2 separate regions of the Homo sapiens genome follow, and region 2 is linked to region 1. The links are chromatin loops, found by intact Hi-C in ENCODE. Cell type or tissue: mammary epithelial cell. All regions are shown on one strand. Links, peaks and the distances in the headings refer to the core of each region. The heading gives the core; the rest is flanking DNA. Region 1 holds the start of LOC105371358 (a long non-coding RNA gene). Region 2 overlaps DYNLRB2-AS1 (DYNLRB2 antisense RNA 1).

Region 1 (10,369 bases), core at 1,006-9,005:
AATATTTACCACCCAAACAAAATTTACCATTTAATTTGCTGTATAAAATCATTTACTGACTGATAAACCTCATTACTAAGCTCCAACACAGCCCCTTCTACTCCCGACAGTTTTAATTCTTGTAGCAGCAGGCTACTGCGAGAGAAAAACAATCCTGTCAAATTAACGGCGGGGGTCTAAATTATTCAAATACACTAAATCCATGCAGAACCGTTCCCCTGCTCATAATTTTTCTTTGGGAGCCAACAATTAACCGGCAATATTCTAACTTAAACAATGACGGCCATTCTAAAAGAATTCTGGGAACAGAGAATGTTCCACCTTCCCATGTGTCCTTCTGCTCCTGAGGGCACGCAAAGGATGACCTCTGAATGAGTCCCCATAGAAAGAGGAGGTTTTCTCTGCCCAAACACCTCACCTCTTCAGAGCGTAAATCCTCTGTGTCTTTCCTGCCATGCAGGTCAGAGACTGCATTTTGGATATCAAGGTGTGTGTCTGCGTGCGTCTAGCCTCTACAACAGGTGTGTGTCAGCCTGCAATTAGTTAATGGCAGATGCACCTTTCTGCCTGTGGGGGAAAAAGTGCCTCCAGTTTTCTACCTGCAATTGCAACCAAACTAATGACTGAGCTGCTGATTCAGAAAACCAACCCACCTAATTGAGCCTGCAAAATAGAAAAAGAAGAAATCGCAAAATGACCTGAGGTTCAGAACATATGGCAGGAAGCCCTCTCACGTTTGAAAAGAAAATCTTTCCCACCATGTTGGCTCTCAGTCACAATCTGCACACAGGAGGGTCTTGGGTGTTGGTGGGCATTGTTTGTTGGTCTAATTCCCTATGGTTTGCAGCTCCCTAACAGTGACGGATCCCTAAGCATGACACCCAATGTCAGAGTTCTTGAATAGAACAAAAATTAGGAGGTTGAGCTTGACAGTTCATGCATGCACACATTCATTTTTTCATCAAATATTTATTGAGTGTCAACTCTCTGCCAAGCACATGGTACCTAGCATCACAGTGCTAAATGTGGAAACAAAAGTGAAAGAATGATACTTCATAATGGGCTTAGCCTTTTACATCAGGGTTGATCAGAATGTGTGAACCAGAATCACCTCCAAGGTCTGTTAAAAATAAAGATGAATTAGACTCACCTTAGACAGATTGACTCAAAATCTCTGGAGGGAACCCAGGAACCTTCATTCTAACAAGAACCCCCAGGTGGTTCTTAGCACTTCAAAGTTGGGGAGCCTCTGCTTCCATCGGAAAGCATCAAGCAACAATGGCCATAATAGAAATGCTACTATCAATGGGACAGAAAAGATACCTGGGAAAGATTGGTGAGGGATGCAGTGGGCGCCATACCCAGGGTCCTCACTTAGAGCCGGCCTAGAGTTAAAGAGGTGTGGGTGGTGCAGCATGAGCCAGGCCTGTTTGCGTAACTCCAAGGGGCACCTTTCTCACCATAAACAATGGTAGCCCTCCCCAGTGTGTTGATGGGGGCCTTGTTTTTCTGTTATTATTCGTTCACAATTTTGTTTTCTTAAACATTTTATTTTACAGTAGTTTTAGATTTATGAAAAAGTTGCAAGGAAACTACAGATCGTCTCTATACCTTGCACTCATTTTCCGTTTTTAACATTTTGCATTAATGTGGGCCCTTTGTCACAACTGATGAATCAATATTGATACATTATGATTCACTGATCTCTCCACTTTCCTTGGATTTTCTTAGTTCTTAGTATCCTTTTCCCACCTAGGATCTCACATTACATTTAGTCATCATTGTCTCCTTCAGCTCCTGTTGGCTGTGACAGCTTCTCTGACTTTGTTTGTGATGACTTCGAGAGTCTTAAGGAGAAATCATCGGCTATTTTGTAGAATGGCCCTCAAGTGTGGTTTTGGCAGGTGATTTTCTCATGATTGGACTGGGGTTGTGGGTTTTTGGAAGGAAGAATACAGACATAGTCATTTCCATAACATCCATTCACTTCAAAGGTATGTATTAGCAACATGACTTATTTTTATTTATTTTTTATTGTTATATAATAGTTGTATATTATTTGGGAGTACATGTGATAATGTTTTGATACCTGAATACAATGCATAATAATCAAATCAGGGTAACTGGGATATCCATTACCTCAAATGTTTATCTTTGTGTGCGTGTGTGTGTGTGTGTGTGTGTGTGTGTGTGTGTGTGTTGAGAGCACTACAAATACCTTCTAGGTTTTTTAAAACAGACAATAAATTATTGTTAACTATAATTTTCCTACTGTACCATCAAATACTAGAATTTATTTCTTCTCAGTGTATTTTTGTACTCTTTAACCAACTGCTCTTCATCCTCTTTCCCCTCTTCCTTTCCCAGTCTCTGATAACCACCATTCTACTCTCTACCTCTATGAGATTTTTTTTTTTTTTAGCTCCCACATAAGCGTGAGAACATGTGATATTTGTCCTTCCTTGCCTGGCTTATTTCACTTAACATAATGACCTCCAGTTCTATCCATGTTGCTGCAAAATGACAAGATTTCATTCTTTTTTATGGCTAATATGCCATTGTGTATATGCACCATTTTCTTTATTCATTCATCCATTGATGGGCACTTAGCTTGCTTTCATATCTTTGCCATTGTAAATATTGCTGCAGTAAACATGTCAATTTACTTCTCTAAGTCCCACCACACAAGAGAGCACAGGATGCCACAGTGTCTCAGGATATAGATCCTTCATCCAGACTGGGACATGTGGGAAACTTTCTGAAAGGAGGCAGCTTTTTAGCTGAGTCCTGAAGAATTGATGACTGCTTTTAACATGCATCTACTGAGTGTCCTAGTACAGGCTGAACATTAAGAACACAATGCAGAAAAAACAAAAAAAAAGACAAGGCCAATGGTCTCATGGAGACCCCAGTGAAGTGAGGGATTCAGGCATTTAGTAACGTAAATGGCAGTTAATCAGGCGGAGACACTGTGTTTCAGTCCTGAAATTTTGCCTGCAAAGGTTTCCTTCAGTTCTCACATCTCTGCATCCATCAAGCCCCTCTGGGAGGATGCTCTGTAAAGATTTCAAAGCCCCTGGCTTACCTGGAGCTGTGTGCTGATTCCTGTGCATGGAGCACAGTGGAGAGTGGAGGGGATGTGGGTGCCAAGTGGAACAACATCCATTTGATCCTTTTATATGTAAATGTGACTTTAAACAGTATTTTGTAATGACCTGCATTTCTGTTAAGAAATATCTCTTGATGATTTATCTTTCTGCAATTATGACAGCCTAGTGATCTTGTTAATTAATGCCAAGGAGGGTTTTTTAGCACCTCATTAAAGGTTTTCCCTTTCAGGACACTGATGCCGATGCTCTCATACACAGCCAGGGGCAGAGAAAGCCATTTTCTTGTGGGTGGAAACTCATCTTTATTCCTTCTCTTCTTCCTTTTCCTCCCCCTCTTCTTTTGATAATATTTCTTTCCTTATTTTTTGCCTCCTCTTCTTTCTCCTCATCCTGAGTTCTCTTCTAGTCTCCTTTTTATTTTATTCTAAAACATAGTTGCTTCTTGTTCTGAATCATTGTTTCAAATATATCAACTCTCATCAGTGTATTTCATTCTCCTGGAAAGACTTTTTTGTTGTACTACTTAATTCCATGTGTTCTATTCAACAAATTTTGTTTGAGAGTCTTCTGTGTTCCGAGTTCCCTTATTTTCCCTTATATTCCCATATATCCATTATTTCCCTTATATTCTCCGAGTTTGCCTTCATGAAACAATAGTGAACCAGAGTCATGCCTTGCTGGTGGAACTCCTAATTTTGTCCCATAAAAATAACAAATGAATGAATGAATGGAGGGATTCTGTGATCCAATAAATGTGGTTAATGTTGTATATCCTATCCTTGCAGGCTGTCAAATTCTGGCAAATCCTACCCCCCTGCTTGTTTTTGTAAACAAAATCTTCTTGGAACACAGCTACACCTCTTCATTTATATATTGTTTGTGGCTGCTTTTCTGCTGCAATGGCAGGGTTGAGTACTTGCGACAAAGACCATTTGGCCTGCAAAGCCTAAAATATTTACCATCTGGCCCTTTACAGAAAAAGTTCACTGACCCTGCTGTATCCCATCTTTGGACATTCTGGATGCCCATTAAATATTTAAAGAGTGAAATATTCTGCAGTCAGAAAACTTGCTTAATTCTTTCCCACCCATTTCCCCCTCCCTCATATTTGATCATAGAAGCCTCTTTCAATTCACCTTCTTAGATACTGACTTGGGGACATTTTTCTTGGAGGTAATGTTCAGCCTTGAAGATTCTCTTTTCTGACTGATTTTAATTTGGTTTTCTCATCTTCCTGGCTTTGTCTTCTGGCTTGATGTGCAGTAGAACCTAGTGTTTTACCCCCAGATAATACAAACCTGCACCCCGCCCCCGTTTCTTAGCCTCTGTGAAAACATCTTTCTGTTCAGTCATGACAGCAAGGATTCTCCTTGGCTCCTGTCAAACACCATTTCTCTTTCCAGGAGCAATGATGTCCGGAAACCAAGTTACCACGAATGGCAAAGCAAGTTAGACTGGTTTTCTGTTCATGAGTTTCCACTCTTGTCTCAGCTGACTCATCTCAAGGAGAACTCATTTTTGTTGTGATTCATTATTCTGAGCATTTTTTGAAGCCAAGAGTAAACTGGGATGACTTTGAGGATCAGCCAGCCTTAAAGAAAGGGGGCATAGTAATGTAGAGAAATCCCGGAAGGCATAGATTTCCCCTAAGATTCAGAGTGGACCTGGGAGAGCTATGGAAGGGGAGATATTCTCCCTTATCCTGAAAACAGGGAGGTGGTGTGGGGAGAAAACAAACGAACAAACAAAAACACTAGGATTAAAATTTGGTGCTTGGAGAGTAGGGTGAACGTAGAAATAAGTTCCCACGTCACTTTCCAGTTCTATGTAAATGAGGCCTGAAGGGAATGCTGGGAATGAGGTGGGAGGTGGAGGCAGGTATCTTTTCACCAGGGTTAGTGGGGATGTAGTGAATCAACAGATGTCAGCCACAGAAATAAGAGGAAGGTGTTGTCAGAGCCACGCCAATAACTGTAGGTCTAAGGGAACAGATTGAAGTCAAGGGCCAATGCACAAAGCCCACTCTAAGTGTGGCAGGCAGAATTGTAAAAAAATATTTTCCCCAAGTCTTCAAGATTTCCTGCTCTAATCTCCAGGAATATAAATATGCTGGCTATTACTCCCATGATTTTGTTACATTAACATGACAAAAGGGATTTTGCGGATGTAATTAACATTACCAATTCTTTGACTTGAAGATAGGAAGATTAGCAATTTTCTCCAGTTGGTGGCAGGAGAGGAAGTTAGAAAGATTTGACTCACAAGAAGGATTTGATGCACTGCTGCTGACTTTGACAATGGAGGGATTGGAGCACAGCCTCTTGGAGCTGAGAGCGGCTTCCGCTGATGGTAGCCAAGAAATGGAGACCTCCATTCTATATCACAAGGAACTAAATACTGCCAACAACCTAAATGTGCCTGGAAACATGCTCTTCCCCAGAACCTTCAGATGGGAGTCCACCCCGGCAGAGTCTAAAACATTTACTATCAGGCTGCTTCAAAAAATGGTTGCTGACTTCTGATTTAGTCCATTTTGGGGACTTTTGTGGTAGATCAGATCTAGCCAGAAGAAGTTATTTTTCCTAGATCACATATAAATAAATGCAGAGTGGGTATATAAATCCAGATTTCCTGAATCTCAGAGTTAGAAGGGCTCCTGGAAACACCTTGGAAATGTTGCAATAAAGAAAAGAAAGGAGCCCAGGAGCATGAATAAGGGAGAAGCTATGAATGGAAGGGCATGGAAAAAGAAGTCGGCCATGGCACAGATTAGGGGAGACTATGCCAAGGCCAATTTGGAGGAATAGTCAAAGAACACGTGGGCGGGAGGACGCAGATAAGTCGTGAGCTGAGATGGGCAGACAAACCAACCAAGGATTAGAAGTGGAGTGAAGATGGAGATAGCAAAAGTGCAAAAAGCGCATAAAGAGCAACCTCCTCTGGGAAAACCCCATGTAAACTAACACCTGAAATATGAATCCTAGCAGCATGAGAGTAAGTGGGTGGGGGTGGTGGACGGATGGCGGGCTACCGAGTGTTACAGGCACCGAGAAAAGTGGATACAAAGCCCCAAGGAAAGACATGGCATGCAGTGATTGAGAAACAAAAAGAAACTCAGTGTGGATCATTCAGTCTGAACATTTTCTGAATCTGACCTCACTCCAGGTGAGGCAACTCCCCCTGGTCATCCCCAAGCTAAACTTGTAGCTGCGACTTGTCAGCGACATGGATTTGTTTGAGCAAGTCTTCCACATATGGGAAGAAGACACTAACTCATTGTTCTGATTTGTGCTTTAACAAATGAAATGGGGCTGGGCGTGGTAGCTCATGCCTGTAATCCCAGCACTTTAGGAGGCTGAGGCAGGCAGATCACAAGGTCAGGAGTTTGAGACCAGCCTGGCCAACATGGTGAAACCCGTCTCTACTAAAAATATAAAAATTAGCCAGGCATGGTGGCACAGGCCTGTAATCCCAGTTACTCGGGAGGCTAAGGCAGGAGAATCACTTGAACCCAGGAGGCAGAAGTTGCAGTGAGCCAAGATTGTGCCACTGCACCCCAGCCTGGGTGACACAGTGAGACTCAGTCTCAGAAAAAAAAAAAAAAAAAAAAGAAAGAAAGAAAGAAAAAAGAAAACAAAGAAACAGAACAAAACAAAAAATTCCTGATGTTAACCATCTGAAGCCACCAGGTTCTGCTGTGAGCTATATTATTTTGCCTATAATTCAGCCAAAATAATATAGCTTTTTTAGATTAAGGGAATATATTGAAAATAATATTGGAGCCGTTTTAGTTAAACCACATTCATCAGTGTTGTACTGATTGATCTTAGAAATATATAAATAGAATAATAGTGACGAATGGGTGAAGATGTTATTATCTTTTTCTGATAAGTTTGGTTAGAGAGACTTAAAAGAACTAAAGGTCTTAAATTCAATTTTTGGCTCTTCAAAGAGATCCAGCAATTAATATAAACAAGAAACAGAGAAGCTGATTTTCTTTTTGGTGCTATTTGTTGATCTTTTACTCTTCATGTAATATCACTGAGTCTCATTGTTAGTATTCTAGTACTCAACCACTAGATTAAGGAACTGTTCTAAAACTTATATTCACTAATTTTTTGAAATTTTATTGCATATTCTAATTTGAACAGAAACCTAAGACTAGAGTTTCACTTATTACAATGATTCCCCTATAGCAGGAATAAACATGGAATTTAAACGCAATTTTCTTCCCAAAGCTACACTACTTCTTCAGACAAACATTCACCGAATTCACTGAAACGTCAAAAGCAAGCCTGTTATAGAAGCTTATAGCAAAGTCTGACACGTTCTGGAAAATTCTCCAATGGAACAACAGAGAGGGCTCCAAGGCTAAAATTTAAACTATTTTCCTGAAAGTTTAATTTCCATGGCTTGATTTCATAAAAAGCAGTTTTCATCATGGTTTTTAGTTTGCTCCTAATTGAAAGGGAAAATTCTCCCCCTGAGAGATTCTCCCCAGATGGCTGTCTTTGACAGTGATATGTCTCCCTCTTGGCCAGAAGCCACAGAAATGGGTCCCCCTCATGTTAGATCATTAATTGTTCTTCATCAGGTCTACACACACTAAGCTGAGAATCTAGGCAATTATGCAAATAAGTGAAGCAAAAACCAATGCATGTGCTCCAGTAAGCCACGATTCTCATTGACAGTAGCTTTGACTTGACTTGTCCAGATAATTGCTTCAAGTTCCCCACTGCAAAATGTGTGAGCTCCTTCAGAGAGTGTGTGATTTTTTTTTTGATGATGCCACCATCTTCTTAAATAGAAGAGGTGTGGGGAGGGATGGGTAATGATGGTCTTTGTTTAAAACAAAAACAACCTCTGTTAGTTTGGGTTGCCTGAGAAGCTGACCCTGAGGCAAGAATTCAAATGAACATGCACATGGTTTATCCAGGAGGTGATCCCAGAAAACATGAATAGATAGACGATTGGGAAAGTGAAACAGCAAATTACCTCTGTGAGTAAAAAGCTTACTCCTACTGAGGAACTCTGAGAACCAGTGTAGAACTCTGCTTAGAGTTCCCACCTGACAGAGATACACAGATACCCAGCAGTCATTGTTGAGTGCTTTAACTGGGGGCATTAACACTTTAACACTTGGGGCAGAATGGACTCTGACCTACAAAGCTCTTAGGCAAAGAGATGCAAATGCTGGCCTAAGAAGTTTGGCTGGCAGGCCCTACAATGATAAATCCCAAAGTGATATTTATAGGATGCCAACTTTACCCCCAGACTTCAAGCCAAAACCCCTCAATTTTTGTGACCCCTGGTCTGAATCCATTTTTCTTCCATTCTCTGCTTTCAAAATAAAGCTAGATGTTTGGAGATGAACTTGAAGGGTTGTGATTCTCCTGGAGAAGGTAGACATGTACAGAACTTTGTAATCTATTTGCAAAGCTAAAGTTATTTGAGACATTCTGGTTAAAACAGTCACCAAAATGATGTATGAGTCTAGTGACTCCTCTTGGGAAACCAATTCTAAAATGCTACCTATTCTTACTCTCAGATACCATTTTTGTTTTCTGTTTTGAATATTAAAACTGAAAGATCCCATGCACCTGGTCTTTGATTTGTATGTCTTTCAGCAGCCTTTGGCTCAAGGTAATATAATTCTGACTAAACTATTTTCTTTGGGAGGCTACACTTGTAACCAGGCCAAGCCAAATCAACAAGTGTTTATTTAGCACTTGGTATATATCATGGTTACAGAAGGTAAATACTTCTAAACCACTTGCTGTGTTATCTGTTGTAAGACAACCATTTTTTCCCCTCATTTTCTGTGGTATTATTGGCAAATAAGGCAGGAAATGAAAAGAGAGCTAACAATGGACTTGTGGGATGGAAAACATAATTTCTTTCTCAGCATTTTGGTTCACATAATATTCTTAGAAAACTCAAATATATAGAACTCAGGAATTTTCACTAAAAATATTTACCACAGGATTCTTTATTATTTCAATGACAAATTCTTTTAGGAATATGTGAGAATATTAGATTTATCCAAATTTGATGTTGTACAGAAATCTAGGGTAATCTTTTATCTCTAAGGTCTACATGTATACACAAAGACCCAGAAAATAGTTTCTAAGGAAGTAGCCCTTGCATGTCATTCTTATTAGCTTGAAAATAATTTCTCTCATCCTTTGATCCTCTTCTATCATGCTTTGTGTTCTCAGAGCCTTCCCTACCTTCCCTGAACAAGTAAGTTGTGTTTCTGATTCCCTTTGTCAATCTCTATTGTTATTTGTCTATTTTACACCCTGATAAATTCCTCAGAGTGGGGACAGTGTCTTATTCATTATAAAATTCTCCTCCTTCCCCTACTCCTGCCCCTCCCACTTCCCCTTCCTCTCCTTCTCCTTCTGACACAGTCTTGCTCTGTTGCCCAGTCTGCAGTGCAGTGGTGCAACCTTGACTCACCATAACCTCTGCCTCCTGGATTCAAGCAATTCTCATGCCTCAGCCTCCCAAGTAGCTGAAATTACAGATGCATGCCACCATGCCTGGTTAATTTTTGTATTTTTTGTAGAGACAATGTTTTGCCATGTTGGCCAGGCTGCTCTCAAATTTCTGGCCTCAAGTGATCCACCCACCTCAGCCCCCCAAAATGCTGGGATTACAGGCATGAGCCACTGCACCTGGCCTTATTCATTATAAAATTATTATTTTGCTTAAGACAGAGACTGGACATAATGCATAATCACAAATACTTGCTGAGTTGACCTAAGGAAAAGCATTATTCTGATAAAGGATATCTGCAAAAATCAAACTAACAAATAATCCACACCAAAAATTATACTTAATGGTGAAATATTTAAAGCATTCCATTGAAATTGAGAATAAAACAAGAATGTCCCCTATTGTGACTTCTATGTAATGTTGCATCACAGGGTTCAGTAAGTGAAGGAATACAAATTTTAGAAATGCAACAATAAGAAATAAAGGAATGTAACCATCGTTAGCAGACATTAACATTACTGAAAAGTAGAAATCTAAAAGCATCTACAAATAAAATATAAGAACTAAGAACCGAATTTATCAAGGTTGCTAAATACAAAGTCAATGTGCAAAAATCAGTTGTATTTCTATATGCAAATAACTAGAAAATAAAATTAAGACAACGATGGCATTAACAATAGCATCACACACATTAAATTATTAGAAATAGCCTAATGAAAGATGTGTAAGACTTCTACACAGAAAACTATAAAATATCG
Region 2 (10,369 bases), core at 1,448-9,447, 70 kb before region 1:
AATCTAGCTTTGTTTTAGAGACAATGACTGGGAAAAGGAAATACTTTAGAACAGTCATCTGAGGAGTCCTCTATGAAGAGCTGACATTTGAGCTGAGACCTAAATGATGAGAAAGAACCAGTTACCCCAAGTTTTGAGAGAAGAACATTCCACATGTCAAAATAGATAAAGACCAAAAGGATTTAAGCCGGATAAAGGATTTAAAGATAGAAATACTCCCCTCACAAACAAAGAATAAGAGCCTAATAAGAAGGGACTGCAAATTAATATAAGAACCATGCTATAGATTATTTATAACAATATTCTCAGGGTAATCATGAATAAAGCATTCTCACAGAGCTTTACAGGTTGTTCCAGCAGACACTGGTCTGCCACCTGGAAGGAGCTTGAACATAGCCCTAGATTTAGGTGTGTGCAGTAATGTACTAGGGCTGGCCTGGGTGGGCTCTCCAGAGCCAGCTGTGGGCATCTTTTCTTAACTCACATTCAATGATGTCACCCTCATAACTTGACATCAACCATAGTGGGAGTATCTACACCACAAAAACGGCAAATTTTACAAATGGGGCTTTTATCCCACAGAAATCTCATTGTTAAACACTTATTAGCACACCACTCTATAACAACATTTATCAGCGCAGCAGTACATAATCAGTACTCTCTATATAATTATTAATATATATTAATATTTTCATATAGATCACAGTCTATAGCCTCTAAGAGTAAGCCAGAACATAATTTTATATATAATAACATAATTGTATACCTAAGAAAGAAGAAAGTGATGCCAATTATAATTTTGAGATTCCATGGAAAGAGGTAACATCATACTTTCAGCTATGCTAAAAATGTGAAAAACCTGAACTTCGGAATTGAAGAAATACAGCATAACTTAAGCTCATTATATAGAAAATGCTGTATAGTTTATTTTATGCATTGGTCATTCACATAAAATGCCTAGCTCTCATTACAAGTCCAAAATTTTAAAAAATCAACAACAATACAGTTTTTAGAGTTTAACAAAAGTATGTGAGCTTAATAAGCCCAATTCATAATGTAAGTCAAGATTTTGGGACCTTATATGGACAAATTAAAAAACAGCCTCCCTTTCACCTACTATCGCATGGGGCTTGCTGCTTTTTCTTGATGTATTATTTATTTGTCTGTTTTTCCCAAATAGACACTAGCATGCTTGAGGGCAGAATTCCTCCATATCTTATTTTTCTTTATATTCTCAGTGTTGAGATAGTTGCCCAGCTCACTGTAAGTGATCAAGAAATGTCAAGTAAAATAAAAATAATTAAAAAATCAATGTATTTACTTATCTATCTCATCTATCTGTCTGTCTATCAATCAATCAATCATGACCCCTAACCAAGGCATATTCATGTTTGGGTATAACATTACACACACAGATGGTAGCATGAAGGTTCTACTTTTACAGATCTTTCACTATGACTTATCAGTCAGATACATTGTTCAATAACCTCTTTTCTCTGGACAGTCTCACCAAAGAGTCCAGTACACAGTGCTGGTCATGTAACCCAATTGGTAGGGTCAGAAGTTTCTGACAAGTTAGTTGAATATAAACTTAATAAAAACCCGATTGTATTGACCGCATCACTGGCCTGCTGTGATGGCATTCGGACATTCTGACATGAGTAGATTTGTCCTTCCTTGCTCTCAAGGACTGGATGCAGGTGAAAGTCTCCAGTGAGCCTCTGTATCCCCAGTTGCCTAACAAGCTATGAGAAAGAGTCTTAGGGTAGCTCTTCTCAGACACTCTGGTTCAATATAAAAGAAACTGACCATTACTACCAGGTACCAGCCAAGCACATCACTTTGAATAGATCCATTTGGACAAGGTGGCTGCTTTCCTTTTCTTTTTTCTAGAAGCTGAAAATATCCCCTGATAGCTTAACAGAGAATAACATATTGTCCTCGTGTATTTACACAGAGGAGAAGATTTTCCTCATTGTACTTGCAATTTCGTCTTGTGTGATGACCTCCATTTTCATAATCCTTCATGGAGTATCATGATTTAAAAAGCTTTCTCTCCCTGCTGTTTCTGTTAAAAGGTTTTCTGGTGCAATTCCTGAAAAGTCAAATTCTGCATTTAAATGTTGTATTTTCACAGATATAATATAAAAGAGGCCATACTTCTGCGTATTTTTCTTCCTGGGAGAGCAGCAAGCAATTCCACCCTTCTGCATATATTGTTAACCAAGCTGTAAGAGTGTACAGCAGCTTTAATAGCAAAGCAATTGTGATTACATCTTGCTTGTAATTACATTTATTTGCTCACATATGTCCAAAAAAGCAAGCATTAGTCAGACTGTATGGGTATGTGTTTGTGCAAGGAAAATCATCCAGTGGGTTGACAGTGAGGAAAATAGCTTTTAGCCTCTTAGGTTTCTCCTATCACGGACACTCCCAAAGACTGTCAGAGCTTACTTAGTTTTTGCTTCCTTGCTTCTAAAATCGATTGCATTTGGAAAGCAGGGTGATTTATTATGAGTGATGGATTTGCATCAAAATAATCAAAATATTAGGAGGTGCATATAACAAGATACATGTCTGTGATCCCAAAGAGAAAAGAGTTAAGAAATACCATGGTTCAAAGCAGCTTTAGAAATGGCAGTTGTCCCATCCAAGGAAAGGATGTATGCTGCTTCCCAGGGAATGTAGAGGAAAATAGGAGGGTTAGGCATGAGAAAGAATTTTAGATCTGCATTTTTGAACTGTCCCTAAGGAAATGGGACAGTGATGGAAATAGCACTGGCTTTTTGTGAGGTGGATGGGTTTGGATCCTGGCTGGGCCATTTATAACTCAAAGGAGTTTGGAGAAGTTACTTTACTCCTCTGTACCTTCATTTTATTTTTCTTTCTTTTTTTTGAGATGGAGATTTGCTTTTGTCACCCAGGTTGGAGTGCAGTGGCACCATCTCAGCTCACTGCAACCTCTGCCTCCTGGGTTCAAGCAGTTCTCCTGCCTCAGCCTGCCGTGTATCTGGGATTACAGGCACATGCCACCACACCCGGCTAATTTTGTATTTTTAGTAGAGGTGGGGTCTCACCATGTTAGTCAGGCTGGTCTCAAACTCCCGACCTCAGGTGATCTGCCCGCCTTGGCCTCCCAAAGTGCTGGGATTACAGACGTGAACAACTGTGCCTGGCCTGTGCCTTCATTTTGTTATTACTAGAATGGAGGTAGCAATGCCAAGCTTACTGGGCCGTTTTTAAATTTATTACTCATGAGATTATACAAACTCCTCACAAGCAGCCACTGAAACTGGGCTGCTGCGGTATCCTCAGAACCTGGAGTAATTCCTGGAACATCATACTCAGTGAGGATTTCTTTTTAAGTAAATGAATGTAAATTACTTGATATGCACACGACTCAGACCATTGCACTGTATTATTTTCCTATTGCTGCTGTAATAAATGAGCACAAACTTCGTTATGTAAAAACACAAATCGCTTCTTTCTGGAGGTCACAAATCCTAAAATTAAGGTATTGTCAGGGTTGCAATCTTCCAGAGGATCTAGGAGAGAATCATTTTTTTTTTTTTTGGCTTTTCCAGCTTCTAGAAGCCATCTGCACTCCTTGACTCATGGCCCCCTCTTTCATCTTCAAAGCCAGCAGCAGAGCATCTTCAAGCCTCCCTCTAAATCGTATTCTCCTGTCTCCCTCTTGTAAGGATCCTTGTGATTATATTGAATACACTGAGTAATCTGGGGGAATCTCCCAATCACAAGATCCTTAATGTAATCACATCTGCAAAGCTCCCCCTTTTGCCACACAAGGTAGCATATTCACAGGTTCTTGGAATTAGAATGTGGGCATCCTTGGAGCATCATTATGTCTACCCCCAAGTATCTACTGTGGAGTAAAACCTGCCTATTTATTATCACCATTTCATTTTATTGCCTGTTGAAAGCTCCTATTGAAGACTTTCCTAAGAAGCAATGGGCCAAACTTCCAGATTCCCTTTTCATTTCCATGGCAATGGTCCAAGGATGCCAGACACCAACCATGACCTTTCAGGGCTTAATTGACAGTGATTCATCTCACTTGCATTTGGACTCAGGAGGGCCTTTTGTTGGGTTGAAGAAGTTTTCAGCAACCAACAGAGGCATGGGACTCCATCAATATTTGTGGATTAAATAAGTAAATGAATATTCAGAAGGTAACAGCCTACTTTCGAGGGTCATTTTTGAAGACAAGAAATGTCTTGTAGAAAATTATTTGTAATTGACAAAAGAGCAACATATTTCAGTAAGCATATACTGCCAGGGACTCACTTATTTAAAAAAATGTGGTGGCTCATATGCCTTTCTTCCCTTGGGCTGAAACATTTTCAAACACAGTGGTTGAGTCCTTAGTGCCTGAAGCTTGTTGGTGCCCACCAAATACTTGTGAAATACAAGTGAGTTATGTAAATCATCAAATAATTCATGGAAAAGCCAAGATCTCGTAGAAGCTTTAGGCTGGCAAAAACTTAAAGGTCCACTAAATTCAGTCTTTCAGCTAGTAGCTAGAGTTTTTCTGGCTATGCAGTTTAAAAATAATCTATTAAATTTCTTCTATGATGACACTAGAATAAATGAGGTTTCTATATTTGGCAAATTTGGTGGGAAGTTCTTTATTGCACTGAACCAAAATGATCTCTCTATACCATCTGTGCACCCAGGTCTGGTCTTCTCTGTCTCACATGTCACTCCCCTTGAGACTGGCTCCCTTTTCTTTGTACTCTGGTATATCTCACATCTCTCCTATAGCTTCTATAATGTCAGATTTCAAGGGGCTATTTTTGCATCTCTACCACTAGACTATAAATTTCCTAAAAGCAGATTTGTTTTGTCTTTGAATTCTCAGAGCCGAGCAGAGTGCAAGATCTATAGCACAGGCAGAGTCCACTTTGGTTGAATGAATGCTACAGGTAATTAAGCATAATGGAACAAGCCCAAGACATTTAGTAAAGAGAATTGGGTTTGAGGTTTGATCATGCTACTTCTGAACTGTGTGAATTGGGCAAGGCAGTTCTCCTCTCCCAATCACAGATTCCTCTGATTTTATGGCAACCACACAGGGTTGTTTTGAGGATTAAATGCGTGAATTATGGGAATGTATTATGCAAATGGGAAGGGTTGTCTCAGTGTCCTTGAAGCCACATAGAATAGATCTAATCCTTTTCTATTTGGCAGCCCTTCAAATATTCAAGGGAAGAGATCTCACACTCCATATCCCAAGCTGACAATATATATATATAATAACTAACTGTGAGGTGTCCAGAATTAAAGTTCTGAGTTTCAAATATCTACTGTGCCACATATTAGCTCTGTGACCTTGGGAAAGGTACTTAACTTCTTCATGCCTCAGTTTCCCCATCTGTCAAAAGTGAAATAAAAATAAGGCCTATTTCAACAAGTCAGTGTGAGGACTGGATAAGATATTGCATGTCAAAGCTTAGGACAGTGCCTAGCACATAGTAGGCAATCAATTATTATTATTATGCTTTTCCCTCAGCCTTGATGTACCTAGTTTCTTCTACAATTCTATGAACCTTTGTTTTCAGTCATTACTCTTTAAGAATAGTAAATAATTTTTTTTATCTTGTAAATACTTCAACCACATTTGATGTCCAATGGCTGCCTTGCGCTTTGGGTTGGGAAGGATTCTGAGGTTCTGTGTGGGTTTAACAGGAAAGAATGTGAAAATAGACTACTGGTATTTTGCAATGATAGAGAAACAGTAACACTCATGTCCCAAATATGCTGATCTCATTTGTTTGCAATTCTGAGTAAACTGGCTTTTTTTTTTTTTAATTGCCTATGGCAGCCTGTATGCCACGCTAAATTTCCTAAAGGTCAGTTTGAAAAACATGAGAGGTAAGAAGTTCCCTGACTTGTGGCTCCTTCCTCCTGTTAAATGCCAGGCACTCTTTTAGATGTTGTTGCTACAGTGCTCTTTTTGGTATTGTTCATACAGAGGAGAACAAGTTCATGTGGGGCAAGAGGGAATTAACTAAAGAAATACATTGGAAGCTAATTGTAAAGACTGGTAAGTACCAAGTGAAAAACAGAATGAGAGACTTGGACAGCACCTGGGGAGCAGGGATGGGATGTGTAATTTAGATTGAACAGTTTGGAAGGACTTCTTGAGTAGTGACATTTGAGCTGAGATTTGAGTGGGAAGGATTCAGTTTTGTATTGGCTGCTGTAACAAATAACGTTGTTATTTTGATGGCTTAAAACATGATGGCTTAAAACAACACAAATTTATTTTCTTATGGTGCTGTTGGTCAGACACAGGTCTCACTAGGTCCAAATCAAGATGTTATCAGGGCCATGATTTTTTATGGAGGCTCTAGGGGAGAATTCATTTCCTTGCCTATTTGAACTTCTGGTGGCCACCCACCGTCCTTGGTTTGTGGCCCCTTCCTCCATGCTTAAACCCAGCAATGGTGGGCTATCTATCTTCCTGACTCTTCTTCCTCTCATGTCCACTTTTAAGGGGTCTTATAACTACATTAAACCCGCTTGAACAAATGAAGCTAATCTCCTTATCTTCAGGTCTTTATCTCATTCATATTTGCAAAGTCTCTTTTTCTTCGTGAAGTAGTATCTTCCAAGGTTCTGGGAATCAGGACATGGACATCTTTGGGGACCATTATTTTGTGCACCACACAGTTATAAGGATATATGGGGCAGAGCTCACCAGGTAAAGACACCAGGAAGAGCAAGGGCTCTTGGCACGTTTAAAAGAAAGAAAGACCAACGTTTCAGTAGCCTTGTAAGCAAAGAGGGTGGCAAAAGAAGTCATGTTGGTTACCATTTACTGAGGAATTACTATGTGTCTGTCACTTGGTAAGCACTTTTTATATATTATTTCATAGATTCTCATGGCAACCCTATGACAAAGGCAGTATTATTCTCTTCCTTCTACCCGATGAGAAAATGGTAGCTCAGAAGCTAAGATATGTCTTTAAGATCACAGAACTAATATCTTATGAAGGTAGAATATGAATCCAAACACTCTATGGGTGTTTATTCTTGACCACAATACTCTTCTGCTCCCCATACCTGTAATGAATGTGCTTGGAAGTAGATCTCAGTGGAAACTTAGAGGGGGTGGTCCATGGTTATTGGTGAGCCTGGTTCCTACCTTGGCTTTGGTCTTCAGTGTGCTTTGAAAACTTTCTTACTGGTTTCGAGCTCCAGGCAGGGACATTTTCCTGAGAAACAACAATGAATTGAGAAAGAGAAAAGTAGCTGCTAACAGCTAAGTGCTGATCTAACATGAAAAACTGGCCGTTTGTAATTCTGGGAACTGGCTTGACACTCAGAGCAGGCCTGGTGTTCTTCTGTTGCACATGAAAACTTTTATGGAACACCAATGTCACAATGTCTGTGTGACCATGACAGAGCCAGGCAAAAACAAGACCACTCTGTAATCATGTCTCAGTACAGACAAAACATGAGTGTTGTTCAAAAATACAACATAAAGTACCAATCCTCAAAATACCAACCGTCCCTCTTTCCCAGATAATATGGTGACTGCAGCTTCCTTGCCAATCACAGCTGAAACCTCACAGTTGTCTGTCCCCCCATAGATCAGATATGCTAAGATACACAATCATAGAATTGCGTCCATTTACTCACAGTGCCCAATTGAGAGCAAACTTCCACTTTTTTGAATCTACTTCAAAATCACCTCACACAAGCCCAATTCCTGTAAGTTCTTTCTAGCACCTTGTTACTGAGACAATACATGGCTCCCTTTGGTGTGGTTTTCTCAAATTCCAACAAGCCAATAAACTTAACTTTGTTTTACAGGTGTGTTTCTGGGTGTCCATCTGGCGGGTATTGTCAATCAAGAAACACTAATGCATGTAACAGCACCCACATCCCTAATATTCTTCTCTGTGTTGTTGGGAGCTCTTCCAGGTTCGGTGCGGTCCTATTGTGAAAAAGGCACAGAATGCAATCTGGTGACAAACTGCAAGGAACAGAGTGCTCAGAGCACAGGAGAATATGCAGGGGGACAGAATTTAGGGTTCAGTTCACAAGTCTACACGGGTGACCTCAGGCAAGTTGTTTAATCTCAGCCTCTGTTTTAGCATCATTAAAATTAGCATAATGATAATTTACAGAAATGTAAACATTAAATGAGGTAATCCATGGAAAGAACTTAGCACAAAGCCTGCCACATAGTAAGAATAAGATAAATGCTGGCTGTTTATTACAAATACTTACTGCAGAAAAAAAGAGATTTGCTAGAGACGGCATAGTCAGGAGTGCCCAGCTGGAGAAAGAAGGGCTTAAGAAGAGACACGTAGAGAACAGGGAAGCCAATACAAACAGAGGAGGCACTGCAGGCTCCCAGAACAGCATTGGACGTCCTCAGTGATTGAAAGAGACAGAGAGCCATTCCTCTGAACCATTCTCTAGCCAAGTCACTGGGAGTGTTCAACCTTTCTACAAGCATGACCAATTCAACAGATTATGTTTCAAACTTTATCATAATAATCAAGCATCCGAGTCTTTGGAAAAGGAAAAATGTCCTAAATAATAAGATTATTTTGGACTGAAGTGGTTTAGTGAAAGCATACAAAAAAATGCAACATGGTTTGGGACTGAGAAACACTTGAATTCTTATCTTGGCTCTTCCTTTGTGACATCGAGCAACTCACTTTCCATTCCTGCAACTTCCCGAATTCTCTGGCAAAAAGGGATGGATACCTGCAATTCAATACTGTTGAATTTTTGAAGGAGAGAGTTTAGCATATTGGATATATAAAAGTATGGTATTTGTGACGGCGATGATGATGGTAGCCCTGGTGGTGATGATGGTCTTGGTGTTGGTATTGGTGGTGGTGATGATGATAGTGGTAGTGGCGGGACAGTGATGGTGATGGTAGTGGTGGTATCTCTGGTGGTAATGATGATGATGATGGTGATTGTATGGTTGGTGGTAGTGATGGTGGTGGTGGTGATGTTGGTAGTTATGAGATGGTAATGGTGAAGGTGGTGGTAGCACGGATGTAGTGATGGTGATGGCATTGGCAGTAGTGATGATAATGGTGGTACTGGTGATTATGGTGGTGCTGTGGTGGTGATGGTCATAGTGGTGGTAGCCCTGGTGGTGGTGATGGTAGTAGTCATAGACCTGGGGGAGATGACTGTGATGGTAGTGATGATGGTGGACTTACCCTACACTTTAAAGTATGAACTGAACTATTATCTTCATTCAACTGAAAGTTGTCAAGTTGATAATTTTCTATTCTTTAAACTTCATCTCCCACTAACCTGTGTTACCCACACATATCACAGATGGAGGCAGCAAGAAAGAAAAGAAGGTCTGCAATAAAGAGAGATAGCAAGGGCTGCAGCCTCAGTCCTTCCTTTTTATTTCTTTTTAAATTTATTTTTAACTGTGAGTATCTATTAGCAGTATATATTTAAGAGCCCAGGTGATGCTATTTTTGGCATTGATACCAGTATCTTCTGGCCATTTCTGAGACCTAAGCTCAGACACTGTTTCTCATCCTCTTGGAGACACCCTGTTACTTCTGAGTGGAGCATTTTCTTATTTCTGAATCTTTTAAAAGCGTCATTATACCTTTATTAGCTCTACTTTCCCCCTTACTTCCCTCTACCCTCAGGCTGCACTTCAAGTGTTCCAGGGAGAGAGCCCCTTCTTTTACCATGGAAAAACTCTGGACAAAACCCATTCTTGCAGCACCTGAAATTGCAACGTCAACTTCAGCGTGAGATGAACGAGAATTCCTGCGAATCACACTGCTTATGAGTGGTAAACCTTGACTTTATTCATGCGATGCTGAAGCAAGCCACATGCTGCGATCTGTCCTGTAACTTTTTTCCTCCTCCAGAATATAATAAATTAAACATAGTATGAAATGCAAAAAGGTTACACTGAGACATACACTATTTGAAGGTTTAATTCATTTTTCTAGTTTATAAGACACAAGGCTATTAAATTTTTAAAGCAGTGATCTTCTAAACTCTCTACTTTATGAGGGCTTTCTTCATAAAGATAAATGGTTTCCTTGCCAAATCAAATGCAGATTTGAAACAAATTAAGTTAATGTTCAATGGTACAAGGTAGAATGGATGGGGGAGCTGTTTTATTTTGCATTGTAATAACCATATACACCTAAATCAATAGCTGTGGAAAAAAGGCAATAATATCACGTAACTGCAGGAAATGAAATATAGTGGTTGGGTCGGGGGGGGAACAGGCTGCAAAAAGAAAGGGTTTGTATTGGAATAATGACATTTCATTAAACAGGGAAGGAGTGGTATTGAAGAGAAGTCCATAGCAGTAAATTCTATTTCTTATAAT

The links. Peaks named below come from ENCODE experiments on the same cell type or tissue, not always from the same donor. Only the 100,000 strongest peaks of a DNase experiment are listed, where the experiment ranks them.
Region 2: a loop joins it to region 1, with 10 times the contacts of the local background. A loop is called at or near these places in 2 of 110 quality-filtered maps.

Annotation. Positions count from the first base shown.
Region 1 is chr16:80,099,555-80,109,923 of GRCh38, reverse strand. All of the region lies in intron 2 of LOC105371357 (a long non-coding RNA gene), which reads right to left. It overlaps LOC105371358 (a long non-coding RNA gene), which reads left to right and starts at 349. Exons shown (of 4, transcript XR_933777.4): 1 at 349-487; 2 at 1,795-1,994. In mammary epithelial cell, for the core only: no CTCF peak of the experiment used is centred there; DNase peaks (open chromatin) are centred at 1,853, 4,573 and 6,273; H3K27ac peaks cover 3,081 bases.
Region 2 is chr16:80,169,998-80,180,366 of GRCh38, reverse strand. All of the region lies in intron 2 of DYNLRB2-AS1 (DYNLRB2 antisense RNA 1), which reads left to right. Among named protein-coding and RNA genes, the nearest start is that of LINC01228, 350 kb to the right of the region's middle. In mammary epithelial cell, for the core only: no CTCF peak of the experiment used is centred there; a DNase peak (open chromatin) is centred at 5,766; H3K27ac peaks cover 446 bases.